2 separate regions of the Mus musculus genome follow, and region 1 is linked to region 2. The links are chromatin loops, found by intact Hi-C in ENCODE. Cell type or tissue: gastrocnemius. All regions are shown on one strand. Links, peaks and the distances in the headings refer to the core of each region. The heading gives the core; the rest is flanking DNA.

Region 1 (12,368 bases), core at 2,785-10,784, 100 kb after region 2:
CACATGTGTGTATCTGGAGAGCAGGTACTTCAGAGCCAGGTCATCCAGGTTGTTGTGTAGTATTTTTCTCCAAATTAAAACAGTCCCTCCTGGAGGGAAAAAGGAGGCTCATAAGACTCAGGAGACCCAAGAAACTTGGAAAAGGCAACTCCATTGTGAATAATTGTTAGGGAAGGGAGACTCTAAAGTGGAACTACCTATGAGTTGTGCAGGGATCTCGGGATATACCTTTTGTGAGTGTCCTTCCCCCATGCTGGGGTGGACTTTCCAATGACATAGCTGCTTTTGAGTCACCCACTCTTCAATAAGTAATAGCAATCAATTTATTAGCTCACAAAGCATTACATGGGTGATGTTTTCTCTTTTATCTGTGCCGAGTCCTGGGTGGCTGTGCAGGGGACAGTGTGACAAGGTTTCCTGTCCATACAGCAGAATCAGCAGGACATGGGCCTTCACGAGTGTTGTCGGTTGCTGTAGGAATAGGGCTTGTTTGTATAATAATGTACATAATTTACTTTATGTTCCTCCTTTGGGAGATGTTCTCCCCGACAAGGTTATCAGGCAACGAATGTTCTCCCTGCCAAGGTTAATGTCCCATGATAATTAGAAACAACATGAGTTTAGGAGTTGAAGATGTGTCTATGTTCCTCAGCAAAAATGGCAAATGCTGTGAGCTTCAGTACAGCCCTTAAGGCTGTGGAAAAGAACTCTGAAAACATGAGTTCAAAAATTATAAATTTCTCAACTAAGCAGATATAAGGATGCAATATGAATTGTATGAAGGGCTTCACAGATCTAAAAGAACAAAGGCATGCACTAATGAAAGCTTGTCAGAAAGATACAAAGGCAGGCAGATTCCTGAGTTCAAGGTCAGCCTGGGACAGAGCAAGTTAGGCACAGGCATGGTGGGAATGTTAATTTCAGGAAGGGATTCCACCCAGCTAGCTTACTGTCTGTGCTTACAAAGGCAGGCAGATCTCTGAATTTAGTTGCTGTGTTAAAAAATGTACTAGCTGTCTTTTCTAAGAATCAAGGGACTTAGGTCATAAAATGCTGATTCATGGGATAATCAAAAGAAAAGCTGGGGTGGATGGTTGAATTGCTGTGTAAACAAAAGACTGGGCTTTGGTGTTCAAGATGAGGTATCTGGAGAACTAGGAGCAGAACACACAGGGCTCTCAGCTTGTACCCAGCCAGCCTCCCATGGGCCAAGCATTGACACACATGGGCCTATGGGAGCCATATCTATTCAAACTACTAAGATTGGTCTTCAGTTTAGTGTAGCCTGGACTCTTTTTGTCTCCCACAGGATGTGACAGTTCGATTCCTATATTTTTTGTTTGTTTATTTTTGTTTGGTTTGGTTTGGTTTTTTTGTTTTTCTGAGACAGGGTTTCTCTGTGTAGCTCTGACTGTCCTGGAACTCTCTCTGTAGATTAGGCTGGCCTCGAACTCAGAAATCCACCTGCCTCTGCCTCCCAAGTGCTGGGATTAAAGGCTTGTGCCACCACCTCCTGGCTTGATTCCTATATTCTTATGACCTTAAGCTCTTCCCACTTATGCTAAAGAGGAGGCTGTTGAAGCATGATGGTCATGGAGGTCACGCTGGCCTAAGCAAATTCACCCACGGAATCCCTGGGCAGGCAGACTGTGAACTCTGGTTATCTCCTTTCTCATGCAACTGTGACATAAAATGACTCTCCAGAAGAATGAAGAGCACAGCTTCTTCCTAGTCTCTGAAATATACACACTTTGATTGGTTCAGAGCTGGGGGAGGGGAGGCCAGTAGGACCTGGCATTCAGACAGGGTACAGAGGGGGTTGCCAGAGGAGTCATGCCAGACTCTAATCAGGAGAGGGAAGGAAAAGGTCTCCTCACCATGGAGATGCCCCAACCCCTAGGTCCATGGTTCTCAACCTGAAGATCACAAACCCTTTGGGGGGGGCGGGCCATCAAATGACCCTTTCACAGGAGCCACCTAAGACCATTAGAAAACACACAGCATTAGCAATATTGAAAACCACTCTCTTAGATGGTCCTGCCACCTAAACACAAGCTTCTGTAGGCAGGTGCATGTCCCTGCCTGGACAACTTTGGTCTCTCTTGCCTCCAGTGCTCTTGATGTCTCTCCAGGACCCTAAGACTTTAGGGCAATGGTTTCAGTACTGTGTCTCTGTTTGGCCCTGCCTTCATCTGAGCCAGTGTAAAACAGTCTTACTATAGTGTCCAGCCTGTCCTGGTCCTGTGTTGTCTGTTTTGCACTGATAACTCTTTTTCCCTGACATCTGAGAGGCAGTTTAGTGTCAGAGGATTTGCCTAGCATGAGTGATACCTCTGGTTCCATTCCCCACACCACAAAAAAAAAAAAAAAAAAAAAAAAAAAATCAAAGATAAGGTATTTGAAATCATGCAGCCGTGGAGACTGCTCCGGGTGACATTGTACAAGAGATCACCAACCAACATAACTGATATCTATGGATGTTGCACCAGTTTGCACTCTGGCCTTCTCAACTCAGCACCTAATAAAAGAGCTGGATTCCAACAAGGTGGATGGATCTGCAGCTATGAGTTCTGATATATCCTGTGCATGGGTCCCTGCTAAACACTTACCATCCTGGTGCAACATACAAGGAAGCCAAGGCTCCGCAAGGGGAGCTGGCTGGCCCAGTTGAAAGGCAGGGTTTGGGGAGATGAATCTGAAAGAACCATACTCCACAGCTCATGTATATACTAGAGACCATGCCTCCTTCTCCCATCCCACTGTCTCTCTCAGAAGGACTTTCCAAGTGCTTCTTAATCAATATTATTAGGGTTCAGCCAGCACCCCCTCCCCTTGTCTTCATGGCATCTTAGTCATCTTCTTTTAGTCTCAAAGCTCCCTGCACTGCAACCTAGTGAGCTATTGGCATTAGATTAGAGGCAGGGCAATCCTGATCCTCGAAAGAGGATTAGAGTTGGTTTACCTGGGTTTCAATTGTTAGATTGGCAGGGAAAGTAAGCAGTTGCTTATTTACTCTGGGTTTTGGTTTTGTTTTGTTTTGTGTTTCTACCCAGCAGTCTTTTGGTTGGGAAGGTGAGAAGGAATAATATTGAGGTAGTTAAAGGGGAAACCCAGTGCTGTCTGACAGGACCAAGGTGTTTGTGAGGGATGGGTGTCATTTCTGATCTGGTCGATGATTGCACACTGAGCACTGCTGTTCATTCTTATCTCTCTGTGACTAACATGGGGGAAATTTTTGGGTGGTCTTTGGGGACTTAGGGTGTTCTCTAAAACCTGGATTTAGCCCATGATTCATTTCTGCTGTATTCACTAAACTCAGAACAGACTGCTTACCATCCAAAGACACCTCCCCCTCCATTTCCAGTAAAAATCGCCTTTCCTGTGTCCTAGGCCTTCACTTTGTACTTCATATCCCGCTGACAGCCTTGTTAGCATCGGTGTGTGCTCACCTTGTTCTCCTGAGCAGGGTCCATTTCAAAGCTTACAAAGCCAGAAGGCCAGTTTTAGGAATTAAAGAAAGCCCTGGGAGTTCTACAGCTACAGCTAAATAATAAGGAAAATAAACATCAACCAGACAGTATCAGAATTGAGCTTGACTGATCATGGCATCATAACCTCGATTGCAGCACTGGGGGGGATGGGGGAGGGGGTGGACATGGTGTTGTGAGCTAGGTCCCAGCTGCGGCCCCTGCTTTTCCTAGTCAGAGATTTCTCTAGTTGGGGATCTCGAGCAGGAACCTGTCATGAGTGTGGCTGAAGGGACCCCCAACTCAGAGAACCCAAGTGCTCAAGGACGGTCCCCATGATTCCTGAGTGCTACCAAGAAAGCCCAGTTCTGCAGCAGGGAGATTATTGAGTTTTTGCCCTTGCAAGGGACTGGTGATAGCAGGACTCTCTGTTTGGTAAAGACAGAGGGGTAGTTGGCAGGATTCTGAAGAGCCACCCTCTGACCCACAGGGAGAGGTGGAGGTATTCATTTAGCAGAGGTGTTGAATCCAAACACTTATGAAGGAATGCCCATGTGGCTCTGTTAAAGCCCAAACCTCTGACTGCAGTCATGCAAACCAAGGCTGTCCCTAAGGGGTCTCCATAGAGCTTCGCCGGCTGTCACTCTGACTACTGTTGTAGTGCCATGCTGCTGTCTGGCTCCCCAGAGCATGCCCAGAAACCCCTCTAGCCCTCGTTCTGAGGTGTCGCAGGGACCTGAAGTGGAAGCTGGTCCAGTGCAGGGGGATCGTTCCTAATGCATTCCTTTTTGTTCTTCACCGACTTCTAATGTCTCAGGCTGTCCCCAGGGTAAAAGCACTGATGTAACTCACTGATGAGAGGAGGCCTGACGCCTCGCTCATTTTGAAATACTGACATTGGCGGGGAAAATTACTCAAGCTCTCTTGTCCCTTTCCGGGCCTAATTAAGTGGCTCCGCAGGTGACTCAACGCTTTTATTTTTCAGAATGACATCAGACTTATTTTCCATTTTAATAGCTTGGTTACTTCATCGATTTTTTTTTAAGGAAAAAAAAATCCAATTCCACTTTCTAGTCTGTCCATGCCCCCTGTCCTCCCACCCTCAAGCCCCCTGCCCCACCCCCTACTTCCCACCCCCACCTCCCCATCTGATTTTTCTTCCACTCTAGGAAATGCTAACTCTCACTGAGCCTGGAGGTTGCTTCTGCATTTTCTTCTATTCTGTGCCCCAGGAAGAAGAATCCGGGAAAGGAGCTGGCGTGCTCCCTTTGTTTGCTAAGTACCTAAATCATTTCACCAAGCGTTGGAGTTGCCACTATTTACCATCTGGTGCGATTTCCTCTGTGCCACAATGGCCACCAGAGGAGAGCTTTCCTGGAGGCAGTGTCTGGGTCCCTGCAAAAGGCTCACACTTCTGGATCTTCCTTTCTGCACTGTGGCTGCCCCTGACCAGTTCAAGGAGAGAGGTTCAACTTCACAAGCTTGTTCAGAGCTCCTTAAGTATTTACAAGGTGGTGGTGGACCCTGCTAACCTGGAGGTCAGCTGTCCCTGGCATTTCATAAATCCTGTAGTTTGGAGGAAGATGTGAGAATTAGTCATCTTAGCTTATCATAGTTTGGGTCCTGCCTTAGGATAAAGCAGGTGAGCAAGTTTCACATGACAGGTTGTTTAATCGGTGTTGTGGGGAGCAAGTCAGCACACTTGGTAGATTTCCCTTGGTGGATTTCATTTCCTAAAGGACTTTCTTCCACTCAGCCTCATTCTGTGACTTAATTTCGTTCCCAACAAAGCCTTATCAGTGAGGGTAAGGACAGTGCACCATCTCTAGGCTGAGCTGGCAATGAAGACCCAGCTAGACCCTGCTCCTCACCTACTGTTGGCCTCAGAGGGACTTGGCACAGCAGGCTGACATAGCTCACGGAGGTCCAGGCTTCCTCGGGACACAAAGGTGAGTGGAGCAGAGATAAGCGCTCCTTCTTCTCCTAGCCACAACTGACATCATTGAGCTCGCAAGTAATGCACATTGCAAGCACTCAGAGTCACTTTGTCACACCAGGAGAGGCCAAAGACACTGTGCACACAGTAGGGACTCATGAAACGTTCCCTTTCTTCCTTCTTAGGGAATTTCTATTCTGTACTGAGTATTTCTCCGATAAGAAGGGTATTAGCCTTCTTAGGGTTTTGCTGTTGTTGCTTTATTTGAGAATACTTGTGAATATGGAAGATATTTCACGGGGGATGGAGGCAAAGATAAAGTGAAGGGCGTGGGGGAGGGGACCTGTGTGAGAATGGAGCACTGGATGGAGAAGGAGAGGAAGATGGGAGGTTTTAGGTAGGGCCCGGGCCTCCTCTCTGTGAAGGGCTGTGTTTGCCAGGACGGCTCAGGGATAAGCTCAAACCCAAGCTTGGTGGCCACACAGGAAGAATCTGGTGACTTAGAGTACAGCAGGGGCTGTGGAACACGGCACCCCTTGCCCACTCCTGGCGATGTCGCCTTTCAGCTTCTGTCCCGGAGACCTAAGGTCAAGGGACCACCTAGTCATGATCCTGCTTAAAGAGTTATGTGCAGTACAAATTGTCTCATGAAAAGAAGGAGTGAGCTTGTGGTGTGTGTGTGTGAATGTGTATGAGTATGTGTGTATGTGTAGTGTGTGATACGTGTGTGTGTGTGTGTGTGTGTGTGTGTGGTGTTTGAATGTGAGTGGGTGTGAATATGTGTGGTGTGTGTGTGACTATGTATGAATATGTGTATATGTGTGGTGTGTGTGTGTGAGTATGTGTGTGTGTGTGAGTATGTGTGTGTGTGTGTGTGTGTGTGTAAGTGAGCATATGTGTACATGAGAAAGATTGTTTGAGCCTTCCAAGTCTTAACACAATGCAGATTTGTTTCAAATGAGATGGGAGTTTGGACTGAGTCTCCTCAGGAAATAGAAAGCGGGACACGCTTAGTTGAGCTTGTGTGGCAGCACACTCCTTTATCCTAGTGTTCAGGGGACAGAAGCAGTCAGGTTCTCTGTGAGTTCTGGGCCAGCCTGGTCTACACAGAGTGTTCCAGGGCAGCCTGGTCTACACAGAGTGTTCCAGGGCAGCCAAAAATTATGATATGCCACAATCTACCCCATAACATGTTCAAATGTTACGTGTTAATCAAAATAAACTTAAGAAGTTTTTGAAGTAGAGGAGCCAAGCTTCCTGATATCTTCTTCATGTGTTTTACTTGTGTATCGAATTACCACACAACGCTCCGTTAAAGTCATAGCAACAGAAATGGGAGAAGACATGCTAATCCTAAGAATAAAGTAGTTATTTCTAAACCATCCAGTGTGACGGGAAGTTGTATCAGGCACCAGATTGTGCTGGCAAAGACAGAGGGACATGAGCTGGGTGCCTGTGCCAGTGTGGACAGTAATCCCTCGGGGAGATGAGGAGCCCGGGAAAGGCTCCCAGCAAGAGCCGATGAATGATGAATACCAAGTAGTGGGAGAAGGTGGGGCCCTGGTGCCAATCAAGTGTTTAGCCCACGCTGCCACGCGATACGTGGCCTTCCACAGCCTAGCGCCACATTGTTTCCTCTATTGGATTAGCTCCATGGATGTAAATTCATTCTTCTCCATTGGGGACCACAGCAGACCTCGAGACATGCCACAGAAGCGTTTGTGTCCACACACTTCGTGGGACCACGGGTGGAGGATGGTGCCTGCCCGTGGGTTTTCAGTGACTGTTTGTAGGAGAAATTGGTCTCATTATTTCCAGTTCTGTTCAGAGCAACTCAGCTTCTGCCCCACCATGAGGATCCCAGTCTACCGTGTCTTCCCTCATGGGCACTGTGGAGAGACTATTATAAATACCTCATCAGAGAATCTGCATGTGTAGAGGGGCCAACTCCCTCAAGCATATTGGTCCTCAACACTGTACTCTGCGGTGGTGGGCCTTGGGATATCTGTGTGTGGATCCCCCTGGTCCCTACCTTCCTGGCTTGAGAGATGAGGCTGGGTGACTAGCCAGTGTGGGAGGGAGATGGAGATGGCAGGCTTCTCAGGGCGCTGGACTTAGTAGGTCCCCTGGGGCCTCAGAGTCTGAAGCCCTCTGCAGGAGTCTATGTTCTGGCAAGCTGGGCTGCCTCTTGGCGCCATTCCCAGATGTGGAGTAATGAGGTCATCAGCGGGAGGCTGGGGCCAGCCTCTGATGGGCTGTGTCATTGTAGCTTTTCCTGGGGCTCTGGCTGAGGGGGCCATATTGCCCTTCCCTCTCACAGCTGGACTTGTGTTTGCTGCTCGCTCAAAACAAGCCTGTCGTGTTCAAAAATCCTGAATACGAAGTAAACTTATAAAGACACATGAAAGGGGGGGAAGGGCGGTGATGAGGGAAGGAGGGAGGAAAGAAGACAACGTGTGAGTATGGTTGTAGATGAACAAGGCACCATTCTCATGAATGAAGACGTTACATCTCTCTAGCTACCAGGACATGCAAGGGTCTGTCCTGCTGTGGTTTATTCACCTGCTTACGTATCTTTTGTACAGCCTTCCGTATCACGTTGTTCTCTGAGCGTGTGAGTAGCTCTCCTTTGTCCTCCCACTAGGCCTTGAACCACCTGTCTGGAGATGCTTTGCTATCTCTAGAATAGAAGGGCACATAAAGGGGGAAAGCAAGGCCAAGCTGGTGCTGCCAAGGAAGCTACAGATGTGCACGGTAGAATGGCCTAACGGAGAGGGAGGGAGGGGGATGGGAGAGGGAGGGGGAGGGAGAGGGACTCACATTCCTGAATTAAGCCCCGGTTTTTAGATTGGTTATTGTAATAAGCACCAGGCAGATACGATTGTATAAGGCCTGTTCTCTGGGAGAGCCCTTGCCCAAACTCCTACTGCTTGTCCTTCCGTCCATTCCTCAAGTCCTATCGCCTGGGGCCACTGTCACCAGGCAGCTTTCCCCAGCCTCCGCCCTCCCTACCTGTTGAGTTGAAGACAGGGATGGCTGCTTGGCTGAGAATCTAGACTCTAGCTCCATCAGGCATTCTCACTGAGCAGCTGCTGCTGCTGGGGTTGGGTTTCTTTAAGAGGCCACCTGTGCCCTTTGACACAGACCATTCAATCCTCTAGATGCAGGAGCCCAGGGGATGGCCCACTTCAAAGCCTGAGCTTGGCCATCATAGTCCTGAACTGCTTCTTGGCTCTATCCTTCCAAATAGAATAAATGCATCCTCTCCCACTCCCCTCTCTCTCCCTCTCCCTCTCCCCTCCCCCTCCCTCCCTCTCCGTTAGGCCATCCTACTGTGCACATCTGTAGCTTCCTTGGCAGCACCAGCTTGGCCTTGCTTTCCCCCTATATGTGCCCTTCTATTCTAGAGATAGGAAAGCGCATCCAGACAGGTGGCTCAAGGCCTATTCCCCAGCCAGAAGGTAGCTAGGCTGCAAGCACTCAAGTCAGTGGACAGAGGAGAGGCCTTGGTGACTAGAATTGTTATTGAAACCATGTACCCAATGGCTGGCACTTTCTGCAGACTGTAACACATAGGACATTTAACTCTGTTGAAGTATTGTCAACTGGCCCTGGAGGGTCTGAGAGGTATCCTAGCTTTGCTCTTATACATAGACCACTACATTGAAAGGTGTCTCTGAACACAGATGAGCATATAGGCATGTGTGTACTCACGTGCGTGCATTAAGCCCCGGTTTTCAGATTGGTTATTGTAATAAGCACCAGGCAGATATGATTGTATAAGGCCTGTTCTCTAGCAATGACCCAGCCTAGCAAAATATGGAAGGGATCCAGGGAGACTCTTGCAAGGACAGAGGGCTTGAGGGAGGGCAGCCAGACTCATGGGAACCCAGTGGTGGGATGGACAATAAAACTCGTCCCAAACTCATTAAGGGAAAAGGGTTGCACCAGATCAAGATTCAAGGGTGAGCATAAAACAGGGGGAGGGTCTTGTGATGGTCAGAGCCCTGCGAAAGAGACTGAAGACCCAACCCAAGCAGACAACAGCTGGCTCCGCCTCTAGGACCTATTCCTATAGAGCAGAATGCAGCTGATAAAGCTGAGGTGGTTAGGTTTTACGTTCAACTAGACTGGCTGTTAGACATTTGGAGAACACTGTACTGAAGAGACTATTCTAGATAAAGCACATTTCCCCTTCCCCAAGTGGATGGGTGGGCTACACCCTGACAGCCTGGCAAAAGAAGGCAGGCCAGGATCCACAGGGGGTTCCTCCTGTAAACGACCTTCTAGCTAGGATGCTGCCCTTTTCCTGCCTTCAGACTCGAACTGAGACAGCACAGGCTCTGCTTGGCTCTGGACCTTCTGGCCTGCCCTGGAGCTTCTATCTGCAGCTCTCCTGGGACTCCAAAGGCTCTGGGCTCTGTCCTGGGGCCCTGTCAACCTCCAGTGTCACAGAAGCCAAATCCTTATCTCTCTCTCTAAATCTAAATCTCTCTCTCTCTCTCTCTCTCTCTCTCTCTCTCTCTCTCTCTCTCTCTCTCTCTCTGTCAAACACATACACACACACACACACACACACACACACACACACACACGGTCCTCGGTTTGTGATGGGATTACATCCTGCAAGCCAAAAGAAAAGTGAAGAAAACAAACAAAAACAAAAACAAGCACAAAAGCAAGCCTGCATTAACCTCACCAGGAAACCAGCTCAGGATGTTCCCCGGCTGCCTTCCCACCCATGCCGGCAGCTGCCACTCCATCCGTCCTCCCACTTCACCTCCCCGTGTCTCAAAGAGGAAAGGTTCCTCACCCCAACTCCCTATTGTCTTTTCTGGATAAAAGTTTATTTCTTTGCACTAAATGCTTTTAAAGCATTTTATTCCACTGTGGTAAAAAGCATCAAATATAAGCTCTATCCTCACCCACGTAGGCAGTGTTGTGCTGAGATCTCCAGAGCTCAGCCACTCCTTGAACTTGTAAGGAAACACAATGCCTCTTCATTAGCACCTCTAGGTGCCACTCCAGCGTCCCTGGCAACCATTTTTCTACTGTCCAAGAGTCGACGTCATACTCTTTATCTAAGCTGTACCATGTGGTATCCGTCCTGAGACTGATTTTCCTCAGCTCTGACTCCTCTGGGCCTATCCAAGTTGGCTGTGGTAGAATCCTCCTCCTTTACATTGCTGGGCAATACTCTTGTATGCTCTCACCCTATTGTCCCTTGCCCAGGTCTGTGGACGATGATGCTGCTTTCACGTCAACCACTGTCAACAGCACAGAGATGAACAGTATAACATGGGTCCCATGGTATTTGTGCTTAATTTCTTCTAAGTTTCCTTTCTGGTGCCACGAATGCCAACTGAGGCAGCAAGTGGAGGCAGAGGGCTCTCTGTCAGGCCAGGAAGAGTTACCAGAGTTTCTGGAGACCAAAGATGGCAGCGTGGACCAGGGTTGGGTAGGAGGAGATGGGTGTGGTGGGGCACATTTTACAGTAGACATCTCAAGTGCCATCTTGCCTTAGGATCTTCCTCTATCTGTTCCCTCTCAAAGGACAAGTGTGATCTTTCTCCCACCAGCTGATGGTCACCTCAGGGAATACCTTAGTGATAACCAGCAGTCTTCGGATATGTGTTCACCATATCTGATTCATTCTGGCTCTCCTTACACTCAGAGAACTGAACTCACGAGGTCACAGAACTCTACTGTCCACAGGCAGCCTGAAGCTCATTGGCCCATGTGTCAGGGACTCTTGATCATCCTAAAGAGTGTTTTTTATGCTCTGGTTTTAAATGCACTGGCACGGGGCTGGAAAGATAGCTCAGCAGTTAAGAACACTAGCTGCTCTTCCAGGGAACCCAGGTTCAATTCCCCACAACTACATAGCCCCTCACAAGACCCAGTGCACTTAAAGATTAATTTATTCTTATGAATAGTGGTACTTAACCTGCATGAATGTCTGTATGAGCATGTCAGATCCTCTGGTCTGAGCACTTTGCCTTATCCAAATAATCCATTCCCCCTTCCCCAGAGCCTGGAAGTCACTGTTCTACTATGAGGTCTTGTGATTTGGAGTTCTGGAGACTCCACCCAGGATGCCTGTCCTAAAACTGTCCTGGTGTCCTTCCCCTCCCCATCACCTCCTTCTCCCCCTCCTCTCCACACCATTCCTTTTCTAGGTTGCCAGGGTGAGTATGACCTTGTACAGTTTGGGGCTTGAGTCTCCATCTTTTCCCTAGGAGTCTTGAGAGAAATGACTCTGCCCCAATCTCCCAAGGCCACACCAATGTCAATGTTGTAAAATACTCAGTGAGAAAAGGTGGGCCTCGATGACAGACACTGGGGGCAGGGTATCTTTATTTCATATAAGGCTAGGCCAAGGGAGACTCATACCCCTAGTTGCATGGGCATCCTTTAAGTTGCCTTCTAGAACATTCCCCCCCATTCATGTCCACCATTTCCACCATTCTTGTTGGACCATGTGCCTCCCTTTCCCCACAATACACTGGAAATTTTCTCTTGACAGATGCTTGCTCTATTGGATTCTACATCCTACGGCAAGAAGGAGACTAGATACTGGGTATATTGGGGAGGAGGAAAAAGAGGAGGGCAGGGGAGAAAAGAACAGACCAAGAGCATCCTTTAAGAGAAATTGACTGTGTGACCAACATAGCTGTAAGTGTGCATTCTGGATATATGTACTAATAATCTCATTTACATTTAGAGCATGCTAAAATCTCATTTACATTTTAGACCTGTAAGTTCAGTTGTGTGCATTGTATTTATATTATGTAAGTTTATATAGCCATGCAAGTGTATACAGTTTTATATAAATGTATTCATAAATAGAATTAACCTCCCATAGCTACAGATTCTTTATCAGTAAGGTGAACCAACAATGAATTTTAAAATATCTATTCATTTATAAAATATTTTTAGCTATATGTATACTTGTGCATCTGTGT
Region 2 (12,368 bases), core at 2,525-10,524:
AAACAGGAAGCTGAAGAAAAAAAAAAAAGTGATGCGATTGTTCTGAATGTTTTTCTGTTAAGGGTGTCTGGGCCGCACCATGCAGTGCCATTCCCGGCAGGCCCTGTAGGTGGCGGTGTTGAGAAAGAAATGAAGCAGCCTGAGCCTCTCCGCAGCTGCTGGCCTCCCGCTGAGGCTTGGGCTCCCGGCCCTAAGGAGCCCGCTCCACTTCCCAGCACTTTCCTCTTTATGTGTCCCAAACAAAGTTGTAGGATATCAAGGAGGAGAAGATGGCTGTTCCTGTGGAAAATATATTTTTCTTCTTTATTTTTCATGTTGAATAACAAGGATATTATATTTCCTCAAACCCTTGCATGAGGGTGTGTGTGTGTGTGTGTGTGTGTGTATACATGTAGCAGAACACAAACAATTTAATAGCAATATGCATCCCTTTGTTTGTTTTTATGACATGGAATTATCCACAATCTGAGACTGTTGTGATTTCAAAACACTAAGAAAGTTTGAAGTTTTATTTCCTCTATTTTTTTAAGGAGTGACTTTAATATCCACAATGACCATTGCCTTTGTCTCATTATCCACTTCAAGATTAAAGTCTACCCTCACCTTCCCAGGCCCTCTACCTTTCTCGAGTCCTGGCCCCTGTCAGCTGAGGGGTTTGGAGGCTCTTGCCTCTGAGAGCACACAGAAGGTAAAAGGAAGTGACCCTCGGGTGTGTCCATTGTCCCGTCAAAGCAGAGCCCTGGGCTGGCCCTTCTGCCTTCTGTGGCTTCCCACTTCTCTGTGAGACTGGGACACACAACCTTTGCCTCTAGGACTACCTAAAATGGTCCCACCTCCTTGTTTGTGTTTTTCCATAGCTGAGAGACCAGGAAGGAAACAGGGGTACAGGTTGCTGGAAATGAGAGCCGAGCACACAGGAGCTACAGTCTGGACAGATGCCAGTCCCTGCCAGAGGCAGGGCACCCACAACACTGATGTCCCTGAACCATTCCCCTGGGGCCTCATTTGAACTTCGAAGTTCCATGAGCCTATCAATGAAGCCCACACACTGTCTTACCTATCCCTCTCCTGGCTTCTTAGTTTTTGTGTGGGTTGCTAAGTGGAACCCAATGACAAAACTGGAAGACTACTATAGACACTTCTACAGGGCTGTGAGGCTGACGGGAGGAAACGGAATGCCAGAGGTCTGGCTGGCTTGAGCTCTGTTTGGTTCAGTAAAATATTGCTGTTGTTTATGTCAAAAAGTGGGAGAGAAGCCAGGCAGCCAAGCATGATAACAGAGATCTCTAATGTCAAGCACTTGCGGGGCTGGGGTAGAAAGGCCAGCCTGGGCTCTCAGGGAGTCCCAGGCCGGCCTGGGCTATATAACCTTATGAGACCCTGTCTCACAAGAACAGCAAGATCAGAAAAACAAGGTGGGAAAAAGACCGTTGGAGACACCTTGGGCTCTCAATCGGCCATACCCCTAGAAAAGGCTTCTCTGGGTTCACCCTCTTGGGGAAGACCTGGATTCTGAGTAAGGGATTTTTCTCCTAGGTTCTGAGGAAGGTCTCAGGGGTAAGGGTTTCACAGTGAAGTTTGTGCTTACATTTTATGACAGAGATGAAAAGAAACCCTGTGTCCTAGGCTCCAGCGTATTTCTTTGAGGACCCGGCATGGGGTCATTGTTCTTAGAGTCTCTGGCTCCATTTCACAGACACGTAGCACATTCTACATTCTAGGGTTGGCTATGAAGACAGGCAGTATTCTCAGAACTATTTTTAGCATTTTATTTTCTGTTCAGGGTCAAGAACTTCACCCACCTAAGTCAGGTCCCACTACATGGAATGTTCCAGAAAGCAAAACGTCCAGCTGCCTGTCTTCTATTCTAGGCCTAAGTTATTTGAATTAAATCCCAAAGCCAAATTAATTCTACATACTCTGCTGCTTCTGTGTCAGGGACATTGATTCTCCAGTTATCAGGGGTTCTTGCAGATCCCTGCAACCACAGGACTCCGAAACCACAGGGTTGCGGAGAAGATATGCAGATATCCTCTTTAATGGCAATTTCAGTTATGTTCATTAGAAAGTGTGATGCTCACCCCCGGGGGCCAGGGGCTGTCCATCTCAGTCACTCTACCCTCCCGTGGGCCTGCTTTAAGTCATCTTTCTCTGGGGTGGTGGCTTTCACAGTCATGTGAGTTTGGTACATGGCTGCCTTGAGTTTAGCTACAATATATAGTCGTGGTGTGTGTGTGTGTGTGTGTGTGTGAGAGAGAGAGAGAGAGAGAGAGAGAGAGAGAGAGAGAGAAATAAAATACCCTCTGCAAGGTCCTGTGGAGGTCACCGTCCTTAAGGACTCTGCCACCTGCAATGTGGTTGGACAAGAGTGAGTGTCCCAGGGCTCTTTTTATCGTGCAGTGACAATGTAGGGATTTCTATGGCAGAAGCTCGCGGGGTCATTTTTAAACTCGGGTGCATTGAGCATAATCGGCTAATTTTGGCTTTTAGTACTTCTGTAATTGAAGACAGACAGATTGCTAATTCGGTGTGTTTGAAACTTCCTCAAGATCGTTTGAGCAGCCTTGAGGCCAGGGTTGGTCATACTTTCATTTTAAACATAGTTATTTTCCCTCGGGGAAATGAGCAGGCCCTGCTTGGTGTGTGGTCTGGTGACTTGTTGATTTCAGAGTCCCACAGTATGGACATGAAGCCTGGTGGGGACGGCTGCTGGCTCACGGGTCACCTGACTGCCTTTGCGGAGGGTCCAGCTTTTGTTCTTATTTATAAGAAGGGTGACAAGAGGTCTTTGGTGGTGTGCCTGTGGGACTTAGCTGTTGGATTTCCAGCTTAACTGTCAAATGCAGAGTCTGATTCTCTGAGCTTGCTTTCATCTTGTTCCTAGGAAGAAATATTAGCTACTGCCCCTTTTTATGTTCTTATGTATTTCTATTCTGTATATTTTACCCTGCACAGCTATGCATGACGACAGGTCATTTGAGGCTTCTGAAAGAGAATTTTGTTAGCCAACCTCAGCTTTTTGGTGTTTTGGTTTGGTTTTGGACACCAAGTCACTAGTGACCCAATAAGAGAGACAGTTCAGAAATTAAGACGAGTTGACATTTACCTAAATCTGACTCCGTGGCCTCTGTGGCTCTGGTTTTTGTATTATTTCCTCAGACAAGCTGTAGCATTGGCCCAACATCAGAACTTTTCAGATCCAAGAGCAACACGGTGTGGACTCACTTCCTGTCCGAACTGCACGGACTTACCGACTCTGTGGGCTTTATGATGCAGAAGCAGTGTTCAATAGCTCATAAAGTTTATATCTCACACAAACTTACCTGTGATATTATTAATTACTATTTGGCTGCCTAGAAACTATTTTTCCTGTGGCCCTGTAATACCTCTTGTGGAGTAACATTGAAAAAAAAAATAAGTAAGGACCCTCATAATACAAAATAAATCTGACTTGCCTTTCTTGTCACTTACAGATGGGTTTTTAAAAAGCATCTTGCCTTTCCTATCAACAAAGCCCCCCACCCTCCCCCCCGTTTTTGTCAGTTCTTCTATTTATTTTGAAATACTAAACAATCGACTTCACTTGTCCTCGCGGCTTCTTATGTCTTGGGGGAATGACTCACTGATTTAGGCTCTCAGTCACCAGGGGCCAATGTCAGGATCCACAGAAACTTCCTGTTGTTTCGAATAGCTTCCCCCCAACCCCCTACACCCTCCCTCCTTCGAGGTGACAGAGTCTAGAGAATTCACAGGGCGTGGGGGGTGGGTCGGAGGTGGCGGGCTGGGTTATTTGACTTCTGAAATGAGTTTTAAAGTATCAGATTTAAAAGTGTGTCACTTACCAAACCCAAGATGTAGTGTGTCCCTGAGGTTTCTTGGTAGTGTTCTTGCTCCTGTGCTTCGTGCAATTAGAAAAAGAAAAAAAAAAAAATCACCTTTTGGTTTTTAGATTGTAAAAGCATCACTCCTGCCAGCAGACCTGGAGAGGGCCGTGGTGAACGGGGATTTACTTATTGCGGGACAGGGTAGCCAATAAACTGTCACCCTCTCCTGTGCTTAGGGTGTTCAGGGTATTTGTTAATGTTCAAAAAAAAAAAAAGTGGGATCACAATTCTGAGACACCAAGCGTAGATTACTTCATAGACAAAGAGTGGAAGCTGGAGATCGAGATCGGCGGGGCTGGAAGGGAGGAGGTGGGGGAGGGAGTGTAATGGGGCCAGCTTCAGTTTGAAAAGACAAAAATGTCCTAGAGAAAGGTGCTGCTGTCCATTGCGCAGCAACGTGAATGGAAACAGGACACTGAAGGACACACAGAGATGTGGTTAAAGTGCTCAGAGTGCTGTGACCATTAGCACAGTTTAAACAATGCACACACATCTGTGGAAATTGGGTGTTTGAATCACCGTGTAATAAAATATTAGCTAGATGTGATTTGTAAGAATTTACCAAAACTTCCATTCAGAATGGCTACTCTGACTATACACATGTTGTATACACTGTGGGTCTGGTTAACTAAGATGTGTGGTTTTTTTTCCCCACTTTTTTTTTTTTTTTTTAGAAATAAAGTTTAATTTTTTAATAATAAAAGAAAAAAGCCAGGTGTGGTGGTAAATGCCTTTAATTCCAGAACTCAGGAGGTAAAGACAAATTGATCTCTGTGAGTTCAAAGCCAACCTAGTCTACAAATTTAGTTCTAGGACAGCAAAAAAAAAAAAAAAAAAAAAAAAAAAAATCACTCTCTAGCTCAGAGGGTGGTCAGTGTGGGGTTCTTTGCATCCACTTCACCTGTCCCTAGGTGGGCTGTTTCTTCTTGCTGGGATTAGATCAGCCTAGGATCCCAACCTTTAATCTAGACATTTCTGTACTGTTGTTGTCTGCGGGACAAAACTTGTTGTTTTGGTTGTTTGCTCCAGCCTGAGACACCACAATGCCATCAAGCCAGGAGCCTTTCCTCGCTGATGAAGTTGTATTTGTAGTAACGCTCTCTTGTCTACAGCGAAACTGCGGCTCTTTCAGGAGGACATGAAAAACATGTCTTGTAGACTGGGTGGCTTTATGTGAACTTTGAACTAGGTAGAATCTGACCTGTGACTTAACATTTTTATTTGTATCTTTTTAAAAGTTTTTATTTAGGTTCTGAGGTTTGAGTCCTAAGCCTCTTGCATACTAGGCTAGGAGGCCCTCTACCACTGAGCTATACCCTTCTTAAAGAGTTTCAGAGTCTCACTCAGCAGCCCAGGCTGGCTTTCCACCTATGACCTATCAAAGCCTGCTGACTAGCTGAGCTACAGGCCTGGGCCATCAGCCACCCCTCCTTCTTATGTCTATTATTCTCTTGTGTGTGTGTGTGTGTGTGTGTGTATGTGTGGTATATGTGTGTTGGGTGTTAGGGGTGTGTGTTGGGTGTGTATGTGTGGTATGTATGTATGTGTTAAGCGTGCCATTTTACTAAGAGAAATACATAAATGAGAATTACCAACGTAATCTTTTCTTTTTTACAATGTTGGAGGCTGAGTCGAGGGCTTTGTACTCGCCAGGGAAGCACTGTGTCTCTGAGCTAAATCCCCAGTCCCTCCTCGAGGTGTCTATAAGTGGTCTTTATTAGCTAGAGAGCTAAAACACCATGAAACAAAGTCCACACCCACCTCTGACCTGAGAAAACTATTTCCTATGCCATTTCTAGGACAGCCCTTCAGTCTCCACCCCGGCTTCCACTCCCCTATGAGATAGTACATTCTAGAGCCAGAGCCAGTATTTTTGTAAAGCCCATGTCAGTGGAATAGACACTAATTATATTCAGCTCCACACAAGCTGGTGTCCCTGTGACCAACAATTCACATTGTTCCTGACAGGAAGCACTGTTTGAACCTAAGCGATGTTTTGTGGTAGCACATGGCTGACCACTGCCAGCACTAACAGTCCTGCTTCAAGGTGGTGACAAAATGAAGAAATTGCCTGAGTGGGGACTGCAGATGCCTTCACGTGTGGCATTGCTATCTGGGTGACACAAAACACAACAGGTTTCCCCCACCCACCCACCCACCCACCCACAAATGAGGTAGCATCGCAACCGGCAAGACAGTGCATCTTTAGATTTCTGACATACATCTTGCTGGAAAAGTTGGTTCACCCCCATCCACAGGCAGTTTAAGTATTATTTGGGGACATGTTTGACTTCATGTAGATTGGAGACTAGACATCAAACAGCATCTGAACACAGGGTGTGCAATAGTGTGAACTAGTGGCTACCTTTGTCCTTAGTTGTTGAGAGAAAAGAAGCTTGTATCTTCTAATCTGATGCCAACCCACCCCCACCTCACTCACCCACCCTTACTTTGTTCCTCTTATAAATTCTTTCTATTAGGGACCACACACATAGACTTAAGAATATATAGCTAGAAAGTACGCAGGGACAGAGAATCCTAGTGCGGGGAGAGAAAGACACAGGACATAGCTCACAAGAATTAAAGAGGGTGAGCTCCCCCGGATGCTGTCTGAGCAGGAAAAAGAACGAGAAAGTAGCTCGCCCACTCGTGAAGATTATACCCAGGAGGTATATGAAGAAGTTAGCAGGCTCAAAAGAGGGGTAACCAGACTAATGGGGTGAAACCAAGAGAATAGGTCCTGGAATGTAATATCAGAAATATGCTTCCAAACAGGGGGGGGGGGGGTTGAGTGTCCAGCAGAGTGTGAAATGGGCTTATCAGGAAAAGGAAGAAAATTACAAAGGAGGGAGGGAGGGAGGGAGGGAGGGAGAGAGAGAGAGAGAGAGAGAGAGAGAGAGAGAGAGAGAGAGAGAGAGAGAGAGAGATGGGGGTGATGAGGAATGGGGCAGGCGTGTTCCCCTGACATGACAGAGAAGGCTGAAACAAAAAGCTGAGGAACTGGAAGATGCAAACTGGGTTTGTGGCCAGAGTGAAGGGAAATGACTGATATGTGCTCAGAGTTTAGCCAGGCTGGGGCTGCTGGCCGAAGGGACAGTATTAGTGCTTTAGAAAATTCTCCAAGCAGTCCTGTAGTCTGGGTTCTGGAGACCAGCCAGCCTTCTCTGGAGCACGCGATGGGGGTTGTGGAGTCACAAGTACAAAAGTCTATAGAGCATCATTTTGAAACCCTCTTTTGACTTTTCAGATAAATTGCAGAATCATCACTAATCTTAAAACACTTTCCATTAAAACCACACTTCTTAAAAGGGCTGGAAGGATGCCCCCTCCTGCTCCCCGGAGCCTCCTTTTGTGTGTGCTCTTCCCCCACGGGCAGAGATTTATTTCATTAGCAGGGGCTCCCTGGCTACATTTACAGTCCGAGGATAAGTCTTCCTGGCTTCCTGACTGCCCTGCTGCTAAGACTGCTCCAGGAGGCCAGGTAGCAAAGCAACCTTCTCGTGGTGAGATGGGTTTTCCCCTGTGGATGCCTTTCTGCAGAACAGTGGGAATCTTTCTACTTTATTTCTGTAACCACTTTTTAAATACTCTGCAAAATAATATTTGAGTCAAAAAGGAGTCTGTGGCTCTCCCTGTTATTCTCTCTGCAGGAGGTTAGTGTTTGTGATAATTCCCCTCCCATCTTGCTTACTTCCCAAACAATCCCTTTCCTTTTTACTCCTTTTTCTTCTGGCTGTTTATCATCCCATCATTCTACTTTCTTATATTCTATGTGGATTATTTACTAGAAAGATGTCGCGGGGTTAAGGAGACAGCTCGGTGGTAGAGCGCTTACCCAGCATGTCTAAAGCCTTGGGTTTGATCTCCTGCACTGAAGGGGGAAAAAAAAGAGAACATTATTTAAAAATGAAAAAAAAAAAAAGTTAAGCAAAGCCACCCTTCCCAGGCCCACCCTTACTAGCCTGTAGGAAGAAAAGCAGTCAGAGACAATGATTCAGACACTGGCATTTTCTGGAGGAGCTCGCTGGAGCAGGATCCTATCCCCTCCTGGAGGGTATGAGCTTCCTGCCAGCCTCTGTGGCAAAGGACCAGAAAAGCCACAAAGACCTGAGTGGCTTAATGGAGTGCCTGCCACATTGGACCCACCAGGCCTTGCAGGTGATCATGGCTGCCATTCTCCCAAAGAGGACTTCAAGCCGACCAGGAGGACTCAGGCAGAGCAGGCCTTCTAACTCCCCCAAGGAAAAAGACAAGTGCGCCACAGGCTGATGAGATAGGCCCTGCTCCAAATGTCACCTCCCCCGCATTTTTGATCTGGCACGAAATGAGTGTGGCCTGTGTACTTTTGTCTCCTTGCTCTCTCCCTTCCTCCACCCCTTTCTTCTCTTGGTTTATCTGTGTGTGTGTATTGTATGTATGGCTGTGTACACATGCGAATGCATGTATGGACAGATCAGCACGTCTTCCCAGATAGTTCTCCATCATCCATTACCTTATCATTTCGAGGCAGGCTCTCTCACTGAACCTGGCACTCACTGACTAGACAGTCTGGCCAGTGAACTTCAGGGATCCTTTTGACCCAACCCTCCCAGGATAGGACTGAAGATGTGCTGGACCACACCTACTTTTTTAATGTAGGTGCTGGGGATCCAAACCCAGTCTCTTGTGCTTGCATGGCAGATACTTTACCAACTGAGCCATCTCCCCAGCCCAGTTCTCTCTTCCCCTCTGTAACCTAAGCTGACCTGGAAATCATAGTCAGCCCAGATTAGCCTTGACTTCTACATCCTCCTGTCTCTGCTTTGCAAATGCTAGGATTGGAGATGTGACTCATGAAGCCCCGATGTAGCCCTGATTCTAGAATTTCAGAAGCATAGGAACCTCCCCTTTGTACTCTGTCCACCTCTGGTCTGTTAGACACAGCTCAGTGACCCAGGGCTGTAGAGGGCCTCCTGGTCTTTCTGAGACATGATGTGGCTACAGTAAATGGAGCCATTGCTTGGGTGCTTGAAGGGAGAGGAGGTACCAAGCAATGGAGCTAGGGGAGGAGTCTATGGGCTGCCTGTGGCTGCATTCTCTTGGAGATGGGGGACCAGTCTAAAGTGACTTTGACTCAGGCAACAGAGAAAACATTGCTCACTCTCAGGTCTTCCTCTCCTTGTCTTTCTGGAAGAGTGGTCCTCTGCTTCTGCCTTCCAGATGTGGGCCTGGCTTCTTGGAGCTTGATAATGTGGGGTGAAGTACGGGGATTCTAATTTCCAGAGGAGCAAGGTGTTCTTGGATGCCTGCCATGTGTGTCGTGTGTACTCTGGTGATGAGCCTCACTAATCATTTCCTTGTAGTGTGTTATTAAACCCCCTAGAGATGAGCCCTTAGGCCTCCCGTGGCTGACTGGGAAATGCAGGCCACACCTAAGGAGCTGGAAAGTGGTGTAAAGCCAGGGCTTCAAAACAGACTAGATAGTGCCTCAGAGTTTAGTTATAGGGCACAGTTCTATGGCCTGAAGCCATTCTATGCTGATTCCCCTCTCTACCCTTAAGATGGGCTAAGTCCTGAAATAGCTGAGGCTGCCTCATCTGGACAGCTCCTAGACATGGGTGTGGGAATCAGGAAGCGGGGCTCTGGGTTCTTTTGCCAGGAGATCTGTGTCCTAAGAACCCTGAATCAGGCCTTTCTGTTGGTTCAAACAAGCTTTTTTTTTTTTCTTTCAGATAGACAAATGAACAGTTAACAGGTCTGAGTACACCCACCTTTCACCTCCCAGGGCCCTGTGAAGTTTAAATGAAGATGTATTTTTAAAAAACAAAAAACAAAGCAGCAAACAGGAGGGAACTTGCACACTCAAAGGGGGAATAGTGCTGATATTGAAATAACGAATCTAATACGCTGCTTTTGGAAAGCAGGCAAGAGCCCTTGCTAGCCAGAAAGCTCCCAGCTTGGTCACCACGGTGTGTGCTTCCCTGGGCATACACCTTGGACTAACCCTGCATGCCACTCAGCTGGCGAGCAGATTTTTCTAGGCTCCATCCCCCAGAATCTTTGGAAGAACACTGGATTAGGTATGCTAGACTGGTCCTGGCTTTGACTGAAGAGATTACACATACAAAAAAAAAAAAAAAAAAAAAAAAAAAAAAAAAAAACTCTGAAGATAAATGTTATTTAATTGGATAAACAATCTTAGTGCAGTTTTTTCCCCTGTGTTCTATCAAGGTACCACTGGCAAGGCTATCAGGGCAGTTTTTGAGAATTTTTTTTAAATTTGAGCTAGTGTCCATATGGACACATGTCTCGGGATGTGTGCATCTCTGGGATAGACAGGTAGAGAAGCATGTGCTATGATGCTTCAGGTAGAATACCCAGTGTTGGAGAGGTGAGCTGACTATAGCTCAGTGGTTCTCAGCCTTTCTAATGCTGCAGTTCCATTCTGTGATGACCTCACCACCACCACCACCATCACCATAAAATTATTTTTGTATTTACTTCATAACTGTAATTTTTCTACTGTTATGAATTGTGATGTAAATACCGGATATGCAGGATATCTGATATGTGACCCCTGTGAAAGGGTTGTTTGACCCAAAAAGGGGGTTAGGGTCCGGGACCCCCAGGTTAAGAACTGCTGCTGTAGTGTCTGTCTTGGAAAGGCACAGTCCAATCAAGAAGGGAGGTATTCAAATCCACAGGGTTCAAGTGTCTGTGTGGACTGTAGCATATGGGGCATCGAGTGGAATGGCAAGGAAATCTTTATAGTCACAAGGACAGAATGAGGCACATGCTGCTTGTGTCTGTGGGCCTTCCTCAGTGTTTAACTTAACTGTCATCTGCTGCAAACTGACCGTTGTTTTCTACTGGTTTCCTTCTCTCTAGTGAGGATGAGTAGAGTACTTACATTACACAGTGAGCCTGGGCAAGCACGAGCGTTCTTCTTAACGGGCCTGTCTGGGTCAACCTTAAAATGATAGTTGAGTCCCAAGCTAGGAAATTGATTCATGCGCTTCGTCATGCCATTGGTGAGCCCAGCCCACAGGTACTCACCCTGTGCCAGCTCTGAGCCAAGCATGGCTTGGGGAACGCACTTCTGACCCGAGCCTTCCCATCCTTGAAAGTCAGTCTTGACACTTGGGTGCAGCATCCGAGACACCTCAAGGGTAAGGCATGTGTGGTACTTAGAGATGAGGACCAGTCTCCTAGCAAGAGAGACACATCTCTCAAAACACAAGGCGGCACAGGGACCTGGCTTCAGTGTGCGATGCGAGCACCTACGCATGAACCACTTGCACATCTCCACCAGCTTGGTCTCCACCAGCAATGGTGGCCGGAAAGGCATGTAAGGGGTTAGGATAGTTATATTCCTAAGACAGAGGGAAACCGGGGTGAAGACGGAGCTCACCCTGCACTTATCACTGGCAAGAAGCAAATATATGTCATCGGTACCGGCGAAATTCCATGCTTCTAAATGAATGCTGAGGAAAACGGAGCCGGTTTCCAAGTGACTTCTTGGATACGGATTGTGGGTAAATAACATCTGCTTAAAGCTTGGAAACCCAGCTTCCTTCGGTTTGTTTTTAAATGCTTTGACAGTGTGGTTTGCTTTTTCTCCCCCTCCCCTCTGAGGGTGGGAGGGGAGTAAATAAAGACTGTCAATTTAGTTAAGACCCACAGTCAAGCTGCTCTCAGAGCCTGCGGGCACCCAGGTTGGTGATGACAGACAGCAATTCAATATGAAACCAGATTCATTCTAAAGGCACCTTATCCAACCTTTTGTGATTGAAGTATATATCTCGCATCTCTCTAGGGCGTACACTGCTATCCTTTTGAAGAAAAAAATGACAAAGCGAATGTGTAGATTATTTCTACTTTGTCACCAAACTGTGCTGAGAGAAGATTGCAACTGTTATTCTTTCTGGGTGATTAGGGTTCCTTCCCTAGCCTAGCAACAGAATGCAGCAGAAAGCAAGCAGCGAGGGCTAATAAACCAACAGGGACAGTGTCAACAGCAAAGGCAGCCATGGAGGGAGGGGCAGAGGCCAGAGCAGCTCACCTCGAAGGATGGCTGCCTGCCTGTGGCTGGAACCTGGAGAAGAGTCAGTCCCCTGCACTGACTGGATTGAAGGGTTACCCATTTGATTGTGCAGGTAGTTGTCACAGACCTGAATCAAGTCCACCAGAAATGCTGTATTGTATGTCTGTTTGTCTTTCTCTAAGTGAGTCTGTAAAGCAGAGCTGATGATCAACTGTCCCTGGGACCTCTTTGTGCTGACTCAGAATGTCAGTTGTCTGGTATACAAAGGAGCTCACAGAACTGGTGTGTGGGCACAGTGGAGCCAAGAGACCCCTGTGCTTGGTTGGGGCCAAGTAAACGCCCCATTCCTCACTTTGGCGTTTGAGACACAGCTTTAGTAACTTCTAGAATGAAGGCCACAACTCAGGCAAGTAGAAGAGAATTCTTAGAAAGTGAAGTCTGCGTGCCTCTAAGTTCACAGA

What was found. A loop is a pair of places that touch in the nucleus more often than their neighbours do. Peaks named below come from ENCODE experiments on the same cell type or tissue, not always from the same donor. Only the 100,000 strongest peaks of a DNase experiment are listed, where the experiment ranks them.
Region 1: it touches region 2 in a loop (2.8-fold over the local background); 4 of 42 quality-filtered maps call a loop at or near these places.

Annotation. Positions count from the first base shown.
Region 1 is chr2:128,280,235-128,292,602 of GRCm38, reverse strand. No RefSeq gene overlaps it. Among named protein-coding and RNA genes, the nearest start is that of Gm14009, 120 kb to the right of the region's middle. In gastrocnemius, for the core only: no CTCF peak of the experiment used is centred there; DNase peaks (open chromatin) are centred at 6,977 and 7,590.
Region 2 is chr2:128,383,873-128,396,240 of GRCm38, reverse strand. The region is part of intron 1 of Morrbid (myeloid RNA regulator of BCL2L11 induced cell death); the gene reads left to right. Among named protein-coding and RNA genes, the nearest start is that of Gm14010, 33 kb to the left of the region's middle. In gastrocnemius, for the core only: no CTCF peak of the experiment used is centred there; DNase peaks (open chromatin) are centred at 7,025 and 7,967; H3K4me3 peaks cover 833 bases; H3K27ac peaks cover 320 bases.